Linked DNA regions of Homo sapiens: region 2 is linked to region 1. A link is a loop called in an ENCODE intact Hi-C map of the cell type or tissue named here. Cell type or tissue: PC-9. All regions are shown on one strand. Links, peaks and the distances in the headings refer to the core of each region. The heading gives the core; the rest is flanking DNA.

Region 1 (9,495 bases), core at 778-8,777:
TCACCTCCGCTCAATGTCGGTTTTAAACTCTTGGTGAGGAGTGGTATCTCCAACTCTTGATTCTAGCACTTTCATCCTCTCTTTAACAGCATTATAAAAATGACCCAGAAGACACTGCTGAGTGAAAGCGTACCTTAGCAGAGTGACACAAGTGAAAGAAAAAAAACATCCAAACAATGAGGCCTTTGATGGAGAGCCCTGAGATTTCCTAATAGCAAATAGGACTAATCGGTGGTTATGAAAGTGGTAGCCTCAACTCCCATTAGAAAGAAACAACATGCAGGCCTCTTTCTGTAACTCCCAGAGAGAAACCCTGGGGAGAGTGGTTCACCGGGCTCTCCAACCCAGACAGGTCAAACTTCTTTGCCCTTCCTGAGTGCAGTATGAAGAAAGCATCAACACAAAGGAAATATTTTTGTTGGCAGTCAGATCAGAGCATGCTGACATCCCTGTTTTTAACAATTCCCTGGTCAGCCTGGGTGTGGTTACTCTTTTGAAAGTTTAGTCTTGAGGAAATAGGTCAAGGGAGCCAGTGTTGTTGTGTTCTCCTGAGCGTGACTGAATCCTTGCATTCATTACGTGTGTGTTGCTTTGGAATGAGTGTCTTGCTGAGTGCCACCTACCAACCAGCATTTCTGGCTTCCCCAACTGACCAGCAAGGTCGGACTCTCTCCTTAAAACAGGCTGAGCTGGGCAAGCAAACAGCCTGTTGTGCTGAGAGTCAGAGGAGATTGATCAAACATGAATCTTAGTTGAGGAATGACAAGTAGCTAGGGTTGAGATAAATAATCCAAGAGGCCCTGTATGTATTTGCATAAGGGAAATGGAATTGAAAGAAGACCAGGACTACGAGATAAGCAGAGGCAACTAGAGAAAGGGCTCTTAGAAGGAGTGAGCAATGGTTCTGATTCATAGCCCACCAGCTCTTCCCTCCAGCACTGTGGCAGACACTATTCCCCAAAATCCATTTTCTCTTCTTCCTGAGCACAAAACTGGGCTCCATTTTCCAGGGTACTTTGCAATATGGTGTAACCATGTGACCGGTTTCTGACTAATGGAATGTGACAGAAGCAGTACGTGCTACTTTCAGACCTGGCCCATAAAAGCCACTTACTTACAATCCCGTTTCTCTTTCTAGTTTCCTGGGGTGGTGATGCTAGAAACAATGGGTTAAAGATAGCACAGCTGCAGTCAGCCGGGGTCTCTGCAAAAAGCAGAGCCCACCTTCTCCTCTTCCCATTTCTAGCTGCTGACTTGAAACCACTCAGTCCTATGAAGTGAGAAAGAAATAAACTTTCTGTTCTCTAAGTCATTGAATTTGTAGATCTTTGTTGCAGCAGCAAGGCCTACCCTGCTTATAATTTGTATCATGCCTGTGACATTATCTGACTCACACACTATAGGAGCCATTTACTATAAAGCCAGTGCATATCTCTCCTAGTTCCCTATCATCAATGAATATAGGAGACTTGCATGATTTGACCAATTTTCCTCTCCAGCTTCATCTCTCCTGACTCCTACATTGCTCTGTAGGCTCTGATATGGTTTGGCTGTGTCCCCTCCCAAATCTCATCTTGAATTGTAGTTCCCATAATCCCTATGTGTGGTGGGAGGGACCCAGAGGGAGATAATTAAATCATGGGGGCGCATACCCCCATGCTGCTGTTCTTGTGATAGTGTGTGAGTTCTCACAAGATCTGATGGTTTTATATGGGTTTTTTCCCCTTTTGCTCTGCACTTCTTCCTGCCACCATGAGAAGAAGAATGTGTTTGCTTCCCCTTCTGTCATGATTGTAAGTTTCCTGAGGCCTCCCCAGCCATACTGAACTGTGAGTCAATTAAACCTCTTCCCTATATAAATTACCCAGTTTTTGGGTATGTCTTTATTAGCACCGTGAGAACAGACTAATGCAGGCTCCATCCATACCAAACTCTCACACTCCTTCACATACATCCCTTGTACACAGCCCTCAGCATTTCCATAGGGTGCTCCCTTAAACTCTGCACCTAGCTGCTCACCCCCGCTACTTCTGATCTGTACCTCGTTACTTCTTACTCATTTCTCAAATTCAATTTAGACATTACTACCTTGGGTCACCCTTCTCTATCCCTCCAAGACGAAGTTAGATGACATCTGTGCTCCCACAGCATCCTGTCCTATAGATCCAACTGCACTAGATTAGAGTTACCTCCCAAATCCAGGCTCCATAAATCTCTAGCTTCTAGCATGGTACCTGGAATGTGGTAAGCACTCAATAAATATTTATTAAATGAAAGACTTGCTCCTGAAGTGGCCATCGAAATCCTAATATAGTAATCTGAGATCATGTTTGAGCACAAGTCAACATATGTTCATCTTTTTATAATTCCATGTTTAATTCAGTGTCCTGTGTATAGGTGTTACCCATATATATCTGTTAAGTGACTACCTTTTTTGAGAAAGACTTATATTTTTGTTTGTTTGGTCAGTTGGTTCTTGAGACAGGGTCTTGCTCTGTCACCTGCGCCTCAACCTCCCAGGCTCAAGTGATTCTCCCACCTCAGCCTCCTGAGTAGCTGGGACCACAGGCACATACCACCATGCTAGGCTAATTTTTTAAAAATTTTTATAGAGACAGGGTCTCCCTATGTTGCCCAGGCTGGTCTTGAACTCCTGGGCCCAAGTGATCCTCCCATCTCAGCCTCCCCAAAGGCTAGGATTATAGGCCATGCCTGGCCATATTTTGTTATTAAAGGGAAAACTCAAAGTGAAATTTTGAGGCCTGATGCACTATTTGCATTTTATCCTTAAAATGGCTCTTTTATCCATTTTCCAACATGTACTTCCATATGCATAAGAAGCATGATTTTTCTTATAAGTGATAATTAGAAAAACCCAGAAAGATCAATTTAAATAAAACAATTAAATACATATAAGAAATGGACGTGCCTTAAAACTGATATGAATAAATCAGAAATATTTTAGGCAAACAGAGTAACATCCAGTCAAGTTTAGAATTGGGGGCTAAAGTGTTCATCTGAAGGATAGAAGATTTTAGTGGGATGTCAAATCCTGTAGGCCAGCAAAATAAAAAAAAAATCTAATCAAGAATTCTTAGACTTGTGAAAGCTTGTTGGAAAGAAGCTAATGGCAATGATGGAAAGGTATGTAGGTATACAGCCACAAACACACAAAACCAAATGTTCTAAGAGAATAGATTCTGAAGAGGTAAGTCAAGAAAGGTAAAAAAGGAATAGAGGGCAAAGAAAATTCTTTTTTTTACGTTTTTTATTTTATTTTATTTTAGGTTCTGGGGTACACACGCAGGATGTGCAGGTTTGTTACATAGGTAAACATGCGCCCTTATGATTTGCTAGACCTATCAACCCATCACCTAGGTATTAAGCCCAGCATGCATTAACTATTCTTCCTGATGCTCTCCCTCCATCCATGCCCTCCACCCTGCCAGGCAGGCCCCAGTGTGTGTTGTTTCCCTCCCTGTGTCTATGTGTTCACATTGTTCAGCTCCTATTTATAAGTGAGAACATGCAGTGTTTGGTCTTTCTGTTCCTGTGTTAGTTTGCTAAGGATAATGTCTTCCAGCTCCATCAATGTTCCTGCAAAGGACACGATCTTGTTCCTTTTTATGGCTGCACAGTATTCCATGGTGTATATGTACCACATTTTCTTTATCCAGTCTATCATTGATGGGCATTTGGGTTGATTCCATGTCTTTGTTATTGTGAATAGTGCTGCAATGAACATACACATGCATGTATTTTTATAATAGAATGACTTATATTCCTTTGGGTATATATCCAGTAATGGGATTGCTGGGTCAAATGGTATTTCTGGTTCTAGATCTTTCAGGAATTGCCACACCATCTTCCACAATGGTTGAACTAATTTACACTCCCACCAACAGAAAAAAGTGTTCCTATCTCTCTGCAGCCTCACCAGCATCTGTTGTTTCTTGACTTTTTAATGATCACCATTCTGACTGGCATGAAATCATATCTCATTGTGGTTTGGATTTGCATTTCTCTAATGATCAGTGATGTTGAGCTTTTTAGATAATCCTATTCTTAAGACTTTGAAGTTTTATGGCAAATTTTGTGGTGCCAGATAAATCCTTAATAACACACCTTGTGTTTGTACTGTACTGTGATGAGAGATTGCCTTATTAGTAGATAATATTTTTAAAAATATTTGTACGTGATTTCTAAAGCAGACTGGAAGCAGACAGTCCTGGGTTAAACACACAGGATGAGTGATCTTGGCAGTTGTAGGTGGTATGCACCAGTGATTTCATAGGAACAGTATTCATCAGAATAGACTGGAAGCAACTGGTATCACTGCAGACTTCTAGGGTACCTCAGGGAATGGTTTCCTAACTCTTTTTAAGGATCTGGGTGACATATTGGCTAACGTACTCGAGGACCAAGAAAGGATCCATGGCTTAGAAACAAGAGTAAACATCAGATATTGGCCGTAGAATTAAATGTCACTGAAAAGATTAAGCCAGGAGCCAGGGAGTAACCTTAAGCAGAGAAGTCTCCCTTTCCAAGAGCCTCATGCTACATTTGCAGAAACTGTCCAAGAGCCTAAGCATCTCTAAGTTCTATATGAATAGGAAACTTCACCAGATAAGGAAAGGAAATCAAGTGCTATAGAGATTGATGAAGCCGTTTATCTAGGGTGAACTTCAAGTACTTGGCAATGGGAGCCCCCCATTTTAGGGTAAATCCGAGTTCAGACCAGCAGAGGGCAGTGTAGCAAACTTTGAAACCTCAAACGGCTGGGACTTAAAGAGAGTATGAATCCAGTACTGAGGGGCTGTTAGTGAAGAAGGGATGAAGGACTATCTGTGGGATCAGGGCTGCCTTGAAAAGATAAAGAAATGGTCAGCACTGCACTCCAGCGTGGGCAACAGAGAAAGACCCTGTCTACAATACAGTACAATACAATACAGTACAATACAAAACACACAGAAATGATCAGGAGTGAACCTACACTTGTGATGTGTAGGTATGAGAAGTGGAACAATTAGGAATTAATCTCCACTTCATTTCAAAGAAGATGGATCAGTAAGCAGCTGGTCCCTTTTTTCTGACTCCAGGAACAGGAAAAGGACCACAACAAGTCACAGTCACTCTTTCGGGAATCTGCAACTGGCACCCCCGATTCTTCTGCCCAGGTGAAATCCTAACACTCAGCTTTCTCCTGCACACCTCTTCTTGATATAGGCTTGACAGGGGGCTGGCACTGTGGTGCTGTGGATCATGAGAAGCCCTTACCTCCCCATCTGCTGCCAGCCCACATAAATGGAGAAATAGCCCACCCTGTTCCAAGGTGGAGAGGACATAAAAACATTGCTTCCTTCCTTACCCACTGGAATTCAAATCATTAGGCTTCCACTTTTAAAAGTGTTGGTATATTATGAGAAATTTGTTTTGTCTCCATATGTGGGTTAGAGAAGGGGACAAGTGAACTATTTTTACTGTGAGTTTTTTCTTTGAGTTTATTGCCCAGTCTAAGCTGTAAAAAGAGGTCCTAGGGGGCATTCAGAATTGCTGTCCCTTAAGCCAGTAGATGGCAAGTGCTGAGAAACACTGCAACTGTAAGACACCAGTATAAACCCAGAAGCCTCACTCCACTAACTCTTGGAAAGAAATGTGTGCAGAAAGACATCCTGAAGACCTGAGTGACCGCTCAGTGAGGGGTCAAAGGAGCTTTCCTACTGGCAGGCTATGGAATACTTTGTCTATAAAAATGGAGATTTCCTTACATTACATGGCAGTTAGCATGCTTACTAGTGATCCACCTCAAGCTTTTACTACTGCAGAACCACCTGTGCCTTGCTTTCTTGCTGGTCCCTAAATAGCATGTCATGGCAGATTGTGAATGCTTTAAGTTCTGTGAGCAGTAATTACTCAGGACCTTCTCCAAGTCCCTCTTTTCTGTTTTACAGTTCACAATTCACAAAAGCTTTGATTTTCCAGGCCCCAAACTCTGGATCTCATACCCTAAATTTGGTGTCTGCCTTTGGAACTTTCAGATTTGGCAGGTTTCAAACCCTAACCAGGTTCTTGGATCTTGGTCCCATAGCATGGCTTTAAGTATTGTCTCCAACCTAAAGGGTGTCCTATTGCCTCCAAGGAGGGCCCCTCGTTCCCTCTGCCACATGTAACTGGCCAATGAGACCAGCCTCTGGTCCCCAAGACCTCCAAAGGGAACTTTGAATTGTCAGCAGCTCAGCGGGGTATCTAGAGAAAACATCCCCTCCATTATATGACAGATAAGTTGACAAAACAGGCCCACAGAGTAGTCTTAGACCACTTGTATCTCTGATACCAGGGTTATGCCAGAAAATTCAAGATCAATTAAACATGAATTTAAAACAATCCATGTCCACCATGACTTTCTGAGTGGACAGAAAATAAGAAATCAATAAATACTGTCTGAGGTTTAAACTTGTACTTAAGTAAGAACACACACATGCACACACATAAGAACATTCCATAAAGACTATAGCATTATGATTTTATATGTACTATTATTTATTAAACTGATGCTCCTAAAAAAGTAGAGGAAAATGCAGTTCTGTTTACTTTTCATAATATTACCTCCAAAGAGCTCTTTTGAGAACTAACATCTCTAGATTTTTTTTTTTTTTTTTTTTTGAGATGGAGTCTCACTCTGTTGCCAGGCTGGACTGCAGTGGTGCGATCTCAGCTCACTGCAACCTCCACTTCCCAGGTTCAAGCAATTCTCCTGCCTCAGCCTCCCAAGTAGCTGGGACTACAGGCATGCGCCATCACGACCAGCTAATTTTTGTATTTTTAGTGGAGACAGGTTTTCACCATGTTGGCCAGGATGGTCTCAATCTCTTGACCTCGTGATCTGCCCACCTCAGCTTCCCAAAGTGCTGGGATTACAGACATGAGCCACCACTCCTGGCCTAACATCTCTAGTTTTAAAGAAAAGTCTATCTGAAGTTTCAGCAATTCCATCAGTTTTACTTTTTCTTTTTCTTCTGTTAAAGTCAAGCAAATATCAATACAGATGTTCCTCAACTTACCATGAGGTTATCTCCTGATAAACCTGTCATAAGTCAAAAATATTGTAAGCCAAAAATGCATTTAATACCCAGATATACCCATTGTAAAGTCAAAAAATGATAAGTTAAACCATCATAAGTTGGAGACCATCTGTAGTTATTATTTAAAAATAGTGTGTATAATATAATCCATTGTGTACATACTCAACAATTTATTCAATCTACTATTGGTGGACATAAGTTTGGTTTCTAGTTTGGTGCTATTATGCACAAATGCTGCCATAAACATTCTTGTATGTATATCCTGGTGCACATGCCCATAAGCTTCTCTTAAAAATACCTGAGTGGGATTACTGATGTAACATATATGAATCTTCAACTTTACTAGGCAAAGCAAAACTGCTTTTCAATGTGGTTTTACCAATCTACATTCCTTCAAGAAGTGCATGAGAAGAATCTCTCTTGTTATACATCCTTCCCCTATACTTGGTATTTTCGGAATTATTGTATCTTTTTTTTTTTTTTTTTTTTTTTTTTTTGAGACGGAGTCTCGCTCTGTTGCCGAGGCTGGACTGCAGTGGTGCAATCTCCGCTCACTGCAAACTCCACCTCCCGGGTTCACGCCATTCTCCTGCCTCAGCCTCCCGAGTAGCTGGGACTACAGGTGCCTGCCACCATGCCTGGCTACTTTTTTGTATTTTTAGTAGAGACGGGGTTCACCGTGTTAGCCAGGATTGTCTCGATCTTCTGACCTCCTGATCTGCCCACCTCAGCCTCCCAAAGTGCTGGGATTACAGCTGTAGCCACCACGCCCGGCCCAGAATTATTGTTTCTAATCTAGTGGATCTGTAATGATACCACACTGTGGTTTAAATGTGCATTTCCCTGATTCCTAGTGAAATTAAGTACTTTTTCTTTTATTTTTTTAATTATACTTTAAGTTCTAGGGTACATGTGCACAACGTGCAGATTTGTTACATATGTATACATGTGCCATGTTGATGTGCTGCACCCATTAACTCGTTATTTACATTAGGTATATCTCCTAATGCTATCCCTCTCCCCACCCCCAACCCCACGACAAGCCCCGGTGTGTGATGTTCCCCTTCCTTTGTCCAAGTGTTCTCATTGTTCAATTCCCACCTGTGAGTGAGAATATGCGGTGTTTGGTTTTTTGTCCTTGCTATAGTTTGCTGAGAATGATGCTTTCCAGCTTCATCCATGTCCCTACAAAGGACATGAACTCATCCTTTTTTATGGCTGCATAGTATTCCATGGTGTATATGTGCCACATTTTCTTAATCCAGTCTATCATTGATGGACATTTGGGTTGGTTCCAAGTCTTTGCTATTGTGAATAGTGCCACAATAAACATACGTGTGCATGTGTCTTTATAGCAGCATGATTTATAATCCTTTGGATATATACCCAGTAATGGGATCGCTGGGTCAAATGGTATTTCTAGTTCCAGATCCTTGAGGAATTGCCACACTGTCTTCCACAATGGTTGAACTAGTTTACAGTCCCACCAACAGTGTAAAAGTGTTCCTATTTCTCCACATCCTCTCCAGCACCAGCTGTTTCCTGACTTTTTAATGATAGCCATTCTAACTGGTATGAGATGGTATCTCATTGTGGTTTTGATTTGCATTTCTCTGATGGCCAGTGATGATGAACATTTTTTCATGTGTCTGTTGGCTGCATAAATGTCTTCTTTTGAGAAGTGTCTGTTCATATCCTTCACCCACTTTTTGATGGGGTTGTTTGTGTTTTTCTTGTAAATTTGTTTGAGTTCTTTGCAGATTCTGGATATTAACCCTTTGTCAGATGAGTAGATTGCAAAAATTTTCTCCCATTCTGTAGGTTGCCTGTTCACTGTGATGGTAGTCTCTTTTGCTGTGCAGAAGCTCTTTAGTTTAATTAGATCACATTTGTCAATTTTGGCTTCTGTGGCCATTGCTTTTGGTGTTTTAGACATGAAGTCCTTGCCCATGCCTATGTCCTGAATGGTATTGCCTAGGTTTTCTTCTAGGGTTTTTATGGCTTTAGGTCTAATATTTAAGTCTTTAATCCATCTTGAATTAATTTTTGTGTAAGGTGTAAAGAAGGGATCCAGTTTCAGCTTTCTACATATGGCTAGCCAGTTTTCCCAGCACCATTTATTAAATAGTGAATCCTTTCCCCATTTCTTGTCAGGTTTGTCAAAGATCAGATGGTTGTAGATGTGTGGTGTTGTTTCTGAGGCCTCTGTTCTGTTCCATTGGTCTATATCTCTGTTTTAGCACCAGTACCATGCTGTTTTGGTTACTGTAGCCTTGTAGTATAGTTTGAAGCCAGGTAGCATGATGCCTCCAGCTTTGTTCTTTTTGTTTAGGATTGTCTTGGCAATGCGGGCTCTTTTTTGGTTCTATATGAACTTTAAAGTGGTTTTTTCCAACTCTGTGAAGAAAGTCAT
Region 2 (9,495 bases), core at 543-8,542, 110 kb after region 1:
GCTCCTATGGCTGCTACTCTTGACAGGAAGCTGGAGTTCTTTCTCTTGGGGCTCCTATTGTAACATTTCTGTCTGTGTCAATCTGCTTGCTTGAATATGGTTTGTGTTCTAGCTCAGGTCTTTTGGTGTTGTAAATAACATGGGGATTTGCTCTATGTAAAGTATGGACTTAAGTGCTGTGAGTCAGTGTTTTTAGTCTGAAGTTCATGTGCATTTCTGCATGACACAGAGTAGACACTCAATAAAACATTTGAATGAATAAATTAATTAATTGTCATGTCACCACAAGCTTCGTCTTTGGCCACCATCTTTTCAGGTTAAGAATCTCCTTTTTTGTTTTTTCAGCTCCCCAAGGGTACTGAGTCTTCCAGAAACTGAATCACTGGTTGATTGATGATGACGAAGAATGTCTCTGTTCCTTTGCAATGAGAGGTCACCAATAGGGCACCAGGTGTTTATCAAGGCCCCTCCCACCTGGAGGGCTGGACCACACAGGCCACAGATTAGGAATCAGAACATTGTTTGTGAAGGAAGATGAGAATAAAGAGCGCTGGATGTTCCCCACAATGTTTCTGTGAAACTAGGGCATTATTATAGCTTGGTGAATTACCCTTCAATTGTCTAGAAATGGTCTAGATGATAGGCTACATCTAGATCATGAATAAAGCTTTGTTTACTAAAACAGGTGGTGGGCTGGATTTGGTGTAGAGCTATGATTTATCAGCCCCTGTTCTACATCAGCAGTTGGCAAACTGGCCTCCTGTTTTATTGGAGAACACATGCCCATTTGTTTACATATTGCCTGTGGTTGCTTTGGCACTTAGAGTGGTTGCAACAGAAACTCTATGTCCCAGAAGGCCTGAAATATTTAATATATGGCCTTTAAGAAAAAGTTTGCAGAATCTTCATCTATGTAAATAGCATTTAAAAGTACAACATTCTTGATAGACATACAGGGCCGAGAAGACATACAGGGTCAAGAAGCTCTGTCAGACAGGCCTGAAATCCACGTGGGGCAAGTCATTTAACCTTTCTGCCACAGTTTTTTCAACTGTAAAGTAGAGATTGATAGTATCTGTTTTTTAGGATTCCTGTGGGATTATTAAGAGATAAGGTATATTCAAGATCTGGCAATAGAATATAATCTATTTTTTTCAATCAACGTTAGAAATAAATGTAACAGACTTTTAGTTTCCTATTTATTTGGCTGCTGCTTATTTTGTTTTCATGGTGAGCCATTGCCTGGAGGGAGATCCTGTAGGGGCCTGTAGCCCCTGTCTGGTATTTTCATGGTTCATAAATTCACCCTCATCCTATACCAATTTTCTAACATCTGTTCACTTTTAGTCTGGCATTCTTTGCTCTTTTTTTTCCTCTAATTTGTAGAAAATGTGTCCCTATCAGTTGTGACATTTGGTTTTCTCAGGGCCTTGTTCTGGTCCTTGCCTGGGTATCCCCAGCAAGGATAGGTGTGCCTCTCCTATCAGGAATGTCAGGGACACCCAGGCAGCACCCAGCAAGTGTTCTCTCCTCTGCTCTCAAGAGCACACTCTCAGCTGCCCTAGGTAGGACGGGGTAGGGTTGCACGAGAGAGATCCTAATCTTCTCATGTCTATGAGGGGGCTCAGCTCTGTGTAAAAAAAGATACTGTTTTCCCCTTTTTTCCACTTCCCACAGACATTTAGTACCCAAGTGTATAATTGCCTTTGGAGTCTGGGAAAGGGAAGGACCCCTATAATAATGACAACTGCCAGGGAGGCCGCTTCTTCCAGGGAAATATCTCTTACTGCTTAGTATGATTGGGGTGTTTCCTCTATTAGATGGCTTTTTTTTCCTATTCTGATAATGGTAATATTCTTTATAGATGACAAGCTAGTTACCACCTAATATATATTGTTTTCATTTACAAATGAAAAGATAAAACATGGCAGCTAAGAAAGTGCTTCTGTGGAATACAAACCTAACAGCCACATACATAGCAGCCTGGAATGTCCAGGTTAAACCGTGGAGAACATGCGCTTCGGCGCTGCCAGGTGCCTGTGGCACTGGAACTCTCCCAGAATTTCCCTGTACCTGGCTCTCCACTTCCCAAACAAAAGTTCCGGGCATTGAGCCTCTTAAATACTTACAGTTTTTTATTTGTACTGCTGTAATAGGAGGAATAAAAAGACTCATGATAAATATTTAAACAGTACCTGGATAGTACAGATCTTAATGCGTTGCTCTTCATTTCCATATTTAGAAAATGCAACTTTGCCCATAAACAGGGTATAGCCTGTATGTATAATGCCAATAGAAGATTTGTATCTACTGATTATATACCTCATACACGTAGTACTGTTATTAAAATAGAATTCTTTCGTTGTGTAAAAGGTGCCTTTGAAGCACAATATGATGTCACAACATCATTGACTTGTATGGCTTAAAATCTGTTGTGCAGTGGTTTAGATTCAAGTGTATGTGTGCAGCAGAGCTTTGACATGCAATGAGAGCGTGACAGATGTTCTCACATTTTGATTAGGCTCTTGGCAGTGTTGCCAACAATGACCTCCCATTGTAAAAAGCAGACTCTGGAGAGGGATTTGTGGATGAATGGAAAGCATCCTAAAGGTGTGTAATAGAAGCCACATTTTTGCTTCTATTACATTTTATTTTCATTTTCAATTACTTTAGGATAATGTTACTTTTGATTCCACTTGACCCTGGGGTTTGTATTTACCTCATAGGTGACTTGAAAAGAGTATCTTATCTCCCAGGCTATGTTTCATTTCTTTGTTCATTCCGTGAGGCATATTATCATTTTGATGTGAATACTGCAGCACAGATTACTGTGCATGGTTAGTCAACACTATGACCAAGAACCTCTTTTAATGGCACTGCCTACCTGGTGGTGTAGCTGATAAAATAGACCAGCCAAGGAGAAGGAGAAGGGCCAAAGAAACATGGCTAAATGAGCCACAGAGTGCTCCTCTTTGTGTGATCTGTTAATATATTCCCTTAAGACCCTGAGCATCTCGACTGGGAAGGTGAGGGATCTGGTGTCATATTTTACAGACAGACACAAAACAGAGCTGCTCTCTACACAGCCTTCATCCATTCCTGATTATAGCTGTGGGTAGAAAATTGATCTGTACCAGAAATACAGTTTTGAAAATCTGATCCTAGAAACACTGTCAGTTTATCTTCCAATCTGGAACACAGATAAGAATTCAGTTTTAGATAGGTTTATCAAATCTGCAATTGATTCATCTTTTTCCTGCTTTTTATTGTGAATGATACAACCACGTAATATTGATTAAAATTTGTGTGCCATTGTCTTTTAAAAAGAAGTTGAAATATTGAACATAGAAATTATATTTGTAAAACAGATTTGGTGGTAAGTGAATTTACCTGAAAAATCTGTCTACATTTACAGTCAGCAATATGTTTCATTTTAAACAAAGTGAAGTAATAGGGAAATGATAGTTAAATGTTGCCTATCAATAAATATTCATAGTATGATATGCAACGCCAGGTACTGTTTGAATACAAAGAAATTCCAGACATAAGCACTGCCCCTGACTAGAAAGTTGAAACATACAGATGTGAAAAGATTGAAGAACCCAAGGATGTTATCACAGTGGTCAGGGGAAAGGCACAGGCTTCGGTCAGTGCTGTGGTGGTCAGAGGCCATCCTGGCTTGGGTAAAGGAGGAAGCCTTCACAGGAGGGATGGAAGTTGGGCAGGGCTTTGAGGGAATGGGTGTTTTTTAATGCCCAGTTCCCCACTGAGATTCCTGAACAATTTTACCACTGCCCTTTGTTCAAAGACTGCTTCTGCTTTTTTGTTACAGTAAATTCAAGAAAATAATAATCCTACTCTCAGTACCCTGTGCGATGGTTGCCTGGGGCACTTCTCAGTTGATGGAATAGTGTACTGTGGTTGAATGTGGTGTCACAAAGGAATTTAATGTAGCAAAAATACACTTTGATTCCTCAGTGTTTCATCATTGTTCAGCCAGCTAGAGATTGGCTTTTCTTCTTGCAAAATGAAAGACAAAATTTATAGACCTGAAAAGAACACTTAACTGAGTCTATACCCTGAATCAACTCCATTAACAAGCATCTACATTTTATAAAAGTCAGTATAAATTAAGAGAATCCAAGTACTCATATTTTAAGAAGGGGAGCAAACTTAATACAAAGGAAAAATAATAAAGATTTTATAAGTAGTTAACATTGATTTTATTATCTTTACTGTTGTTCTCTTATACTTAATAGGAATTTGGCTTTTCTGGGGATTACCTGCTATAGTACATATGAAACATCAGTAACATCCCTAAGGCGGTTTGCTTTGCAGCCGAGCCAAAATGCTAAAGTAAGAAGAATCTTTGGCTTTACCAACATGCCTTGGGGTGGAGGGAGTGGGATTTTTTTTCCCTTTAATTCAGATTTTTCTAATCTTAGTGATAGCTGATTTGTGCTTGCTAGCATATAGGCTTTGCCATTCAAAGAACATATTTTCAGAACATTAATTCGTGTTTCAATACTCATTAACTTCTGCGCCAAGTTCATGACACATGCAGCTTTTGAGTGTTGACTCATCCACATCCTTGGTGAGCTGACTAGTGAACGAGTGGCAGTGTCTTCCCATAGCAGCGTGTTCGTGTGATTGGGTATAGGTCAGAAATTTTCAGAACGTTTTAGTGAAGAGTGAATGGGGCAGCATTTTCAAAAAGAAACTTTCTGAGGGGTCACTCTATTTTCATATGGTTAGGAAACTGCTTGAATTGGTATCGGTTCTTGCTGATTTATTGCCTGAGCATTTGTGTTATTTCTGATATTACGCTTCATGGCAACATATTTTACTTTAGAATTTCCCCCATCATGCAGGCATTCTAGCTTGAGAGCGTAGTGTTCATATTCAGAGTGTACATACTTGTATCCCTTTCTCCTTCTCTGGATACCAGCTGTGTGACTCTGGAAGATAAGTCTGTTTTCTTGCTGTCTTATAATAGAGAAGTAAGTTATGTGGCTGAAGTCTGTAGTTGCTGCAGTCTCTGCTCCACTGTACATAAATTCTCTACCATGTCTAAAAGAGGACATTACTCTGCAGCAACCTGAGACTACATAACCTATGATATGGTGAATGGGTATGTGTCAGCTGGCTTATAAAGATGTTTGTTAGGAAGTGACTTGCATCCTCTATCTGCTTATGTCTTATTGGTGAAAACATACTCACACTCGGTTGCAAAGAGGTTTTGAGATGTAGTTTTATTCCCAGAAAAAAAAAATGTGACTAGCTAAAAATTAGGGCCTTTTTATCAAGGAAACAGGAGGAATAGATAGATATTGCGGGACAACTAGCAGTCTGCCACACAAGGCAAAAAAAGGCCTTTGGCAAGAGCTTTTTGGTGTAGACCCTGAGATCAGGGCACCCAAATGCCACCTGGTGGCCAGGTACCTAAATCTCAGGATCAGGATTGGAAAAATGAAGGCTCCTAAAAAATAGAATTTTCAGATACTGTAATTGTTGACAGCAGAAATCACATACTACAAAGACAGAAGCACCTGTTAAGGAGGCACTCCTCCCTTGGAGAAAGAAATTTAATACTGTTTCTAGAACATGAAGCGTGATGCAAGCGTATGGGAATATTTGGGCATTAGGATGGACTCTGAGGGATTGCCTGGCACGGTGAGGAAGCTGTGTAAGCTAGTGTCCAGATGGCTCTCCAGGTGTTTGATTCTCTGCTAAGTCAGCATCTTGCCTGGGGTGACCAACTCCCAACTGCCCTCCTTCACAGTCCCTGAGCAGGATGTGGACACAGTCCATCCTTGGGCCTGGTGTTTGGAATGGAAGCATGGCACGAACCCACCTACAGAAAGGTAATCAGGTCCCTAATTTCATAGCTGCCTCCTTTGCTTTTTCCTAGGTGGTATGTTTTTCCACTAATATGATTCTGGCCTCAGGACAAGTTATATGCCTTCCAATTGCACGTACATTAGAGTTCATCTAATGGAGCCCTCTTATTTTACAGACAAGGAAACTAAAATTCAGTCAGTGTAAGTGTATTAACAGAGGTTACACTGTTAACAGTTGACAGAGCCAAGACTAGAACTTACAACTCCAGATCTATGCTAATCCTGCACATTTTGTTATCAAGATAAGTTATTCTCGCTATAGCTCAGGATTTTTTTTTCACCTCTTAAATAAACATGTTAGCCAGGCACAGTGCCTTATAGCTGGAATCCCAGCACTTTGAGAGGCTGGTGCAGGGAGATCACTTGAGACCAAAAGTCCAAGACCAGCCTGGGTAACATAGCAAGACTCCATTTCTACAAAAAAATATATATATTTTTTTTTAATTAGCCAGGCACGGTGGTATACAACTGTAGTACTAGCCACTCAGGAGGCTGAGGCAGGATGATCATTTGAGCCCAGGAGTTCAAGGTTACAGTGAACTATGATTGTGCCACTGCACTCCAGCAAGACCCTATCTCTAAAAAAAAAAAAAAAAATTAATTAGACTAAATGGCCTCTAAATCCCTAAGCTTTCTTACCTCTAAAAACTATAGTTTCTACACCATGTAAGTATCTTGTGATTACTTTGTAGATCCTTACAGAACCTATTAGATAACAATACTCAGTGTAAAAGGGAAGACAATGAGGGACCACAAATTTATATTTTTATGATTTGTAAATATGATTTATTTAATGACTTGTTTTATAAATAGTTTTAAATACTAAATATTTTATAATGAATGTTAATGTTCACTTCTAGTCTCCTTGTTACATATTAATGGAGATTTTACTGCCTTTTCCATTAGTTTATTTATGTCATACAGGCATAACTCGTTTTATTTTGCTTTATTGTATTGTACTTTGCAGATTCCTCGTTTTTTAAAAACTGAAGGTTTGAAGCAACCTTGTGTTGAACAAGTCTGTTACCACCATTTTCCCAACAGCATGTGCTCAGTTCGTGTCTGTCACATTTTGATAATTCTCACAATGTTTCAAGCTTTTTCATTATTACATCACAGTGAGCTTTGATGTGACGATCGTCATTGTTCTGGGGCATCACAAATGCGCTCATAGAAGGTGGTGAACTTAACTGAAAAATGCTGTGTGTGTTCTGACTGCTCCATCCGTCAGCTATACCCTCATCTCTCTCCCTCTCGTCAGACCGCCCTATTCCCTGAGACATAACACTGTTAAAATTAGGCCAAATAATAACCCTACAGTGGCCTCCAAATGTTCAAATGCAAGGAAAACATGCACATCTCTCACTTTAAATCAAAAGCTAGAAATTATTATGCTTAGTGAGGAAGGTATGTCAAAAGCCAAAATAAGCCAAAAGCTATAGGTGCCTCTTGCACCAAACAGCCAACTTGTGAATGCAAAGGAAAAGTTCTTGAAAGAAATAAAAAGTGCTATGCCAGTGAACACATGAATGGTAAGAAAGCAAAACAGCCTTATTGCTGATATGGAGAAAGTTTGAGTGGTCTGGATAGAAGATGAAACCAGCTGCAACCTTCCCTTAAGCCAAGGCCTAATCCATAGCAAAGCCCTAACTTTCTTCAGTTCTGTGAAGACTAAAAGACATGAGAAAGCTGCAGAACATTAGGGAGCTAGCAGAGGTTGGTTCATGAAGTTTAAGGAACGAAGCCATCTGCACAACATAAAAGTTCAAGGTGAAGCAGCAAGTGCTGATGTAGAAGCTGCAGCAAGTTATCCTGAAGATCTAGCTAAAATAATTGATGAAGGTGGCTGTACTAAAACATTTTCAATATAGGCAGAACAGCCTTCTGTTGGAAGAAGATGTCATCTAGGACTTTCATAGCTAAAGAGAAGTCTGCCTGGCTTCAAAGTTCCAAAGTTTCAAAGTTCCAAAGTTCCAAAGGACAGGTTGATTCTATTAGGGGCTAATGCAGCTGGTGATTTTAAGTTGAAGCTAGTGCACATTTACCATTCTTAAAATCCTAGGGCCCTTAAGAATTGTGCTAAATTAGCTGGGCACAGTGACTCATGCCTGTCATCCCAATGCTTTAGGAGACCAAGGCAGTAGGAACTCTCGGGCCAGGAGCTCAAGATGAGCCTGGCAATGTGGTGCAATCCCATACAAAATTTATCTACAAAAAATTTAAAAATTAGCCAAGCATGGTGGCATGTGCCTGTAGTTCTAGCTTCTCAAGAGGCTGAGACAGGAGGATCACTTGAGCTCAGGGGTTCAAGGCTTCAGTGAGCCATGATTGCACCAGTGCACTCCAGCCTGGGCGACAGAGCAAGACTTTGTCTCTTCAACAGAAACGAAAAAACAAACAAAAAAAGAATTGTGCTAAATTCACTCTGCGTGTGCTCTAGAAATGGCCTGGATGACAGCACATCTGCTTACAGTGGTTTACTGAATCTGTTAAGCACACTGTTGAGACCTACTGCTTAGAACAATTCCTTTCCAAATATTTACTGCTCATTGACAATGCACCTAGTCACCCAAGAGCTCTGATGGAGCTGTACAAAGAGATGAATGTTGTGTTTATACCTGCTAACACAATATCCATTCTGCAGCCCATGGATGAAGGAGTAATTTTGACTACATTTGTAAGGCTGTAGTTGCCTTACAAATGGATGGATCTGGGCAGAGTAAATTGAAACCCTTCTGGACAGGATTCACCATTCTAGATGCCATGAGGAACATTTATGATTCATGGGAGGAGGTCAAAATATCAACATTAACATGAGTTTGGAAGAGGTTGATTCCACCCTTCAGGAATGACTTTGAGGGATTCAGGACCTCTATGGGGGAAGTCACTGCAGATGTGGAAATAGCAAGAGATCTAGAATTAGAAGTAGAGTCTGAAGATGTGACTGAATTGCTGCAATCTAATGACCAAATTTGAATGGATGAGGAGTTGCCTTCTTGTGAATGAGCAAAGAAATTGGTTTCTTGAGATGGAATCTATTCCTGCTGGAGATGCTGTGAACATTGTTGAAATGACAACAAAGAATTTAGAATATTCCATAAACTTTGTTGATAAATCAGTGGCAGGGCTTGAGAGGCTTCACACCAGTTTTGAAAGAAATTCTACTGTGAGCAAAATGCTATCAAACAGCATTGCATGTTACAGAAGTCTTTCATGAAAGGAGGAGTCAACCAGTGGGCAAACTTCATTGTTGTTTTAAGAAATTGCCACAGCAACCCCATCCTTCAGCAACCACCATCCCAATCATCAGCAGTCATCAACATTGAGGCAAGATACCCCTCCACCAGAAAAAAGATTACAACTCACTGAAGACCCAGATGATCATTAGCATTTTATAGCAATAAAGTGTTTTTAAATTAAGGTAGGTACTTTTTTTTAAGACATAATGCTATTGCTTTGTACACTAGTGTAAACAGCTTTTATATGTACTGGGAAACCAGAAGTGGGTGTGACTTTCTTCTTTTTTGATACTTGCTCTATTATAGTGGCCTGGACCTGAGCTACAGTATCTATGAGGTGTGCCTGTATAGACACA

The links. Peaks named below come from ENCODE experiments on the same cell type or tissue, not always from the same donor. Only the 100,000 strongest peaks of a DNase experiment are listed, where the experiment ranks them.
Region 2: a loop joins it to region 1, with 7 times the contacts of the local background. A loop is called at or near these places in 7 of 110 quality-filtered maps.

What each region holds. Positions count from the first base shown.
Region 1 is chr6:105,419,615-105,429,109 of GRCh38, reverse strand. No RefSeq gene overlaps it. Among named protein-coding and RNA genes, the nearest start is that of PREP, 21 kb to the right of the region's middle. RefSeq lists an enhancer at 4,640-4,689. In PC-9, for the core only: CTCF peaks have their summits at 4,536 and 4,741 (motif pointing right); a DNase peak (open chromatin) is centred at 4,769; H3K4me3 peaks cover 648 bases; H3K27ac peaks cover 874 bases.
Region 2 is chr6:105,313,962-105,323,456 of GRCh38, reverse strand. All of the region lies in intron 10 of PREP (prolyl endopeptidase), which reads left to right. Among named protein-coding and RNA genes, the nearest start is that of PREP-AS1, 40 kb to the right of the region's middle. In PC-9, for the core only: CTCF peaks have their summits at 5,211 and 5,410 (motif pointing left); a DNase peak (open chromatin) is centred at 5,406.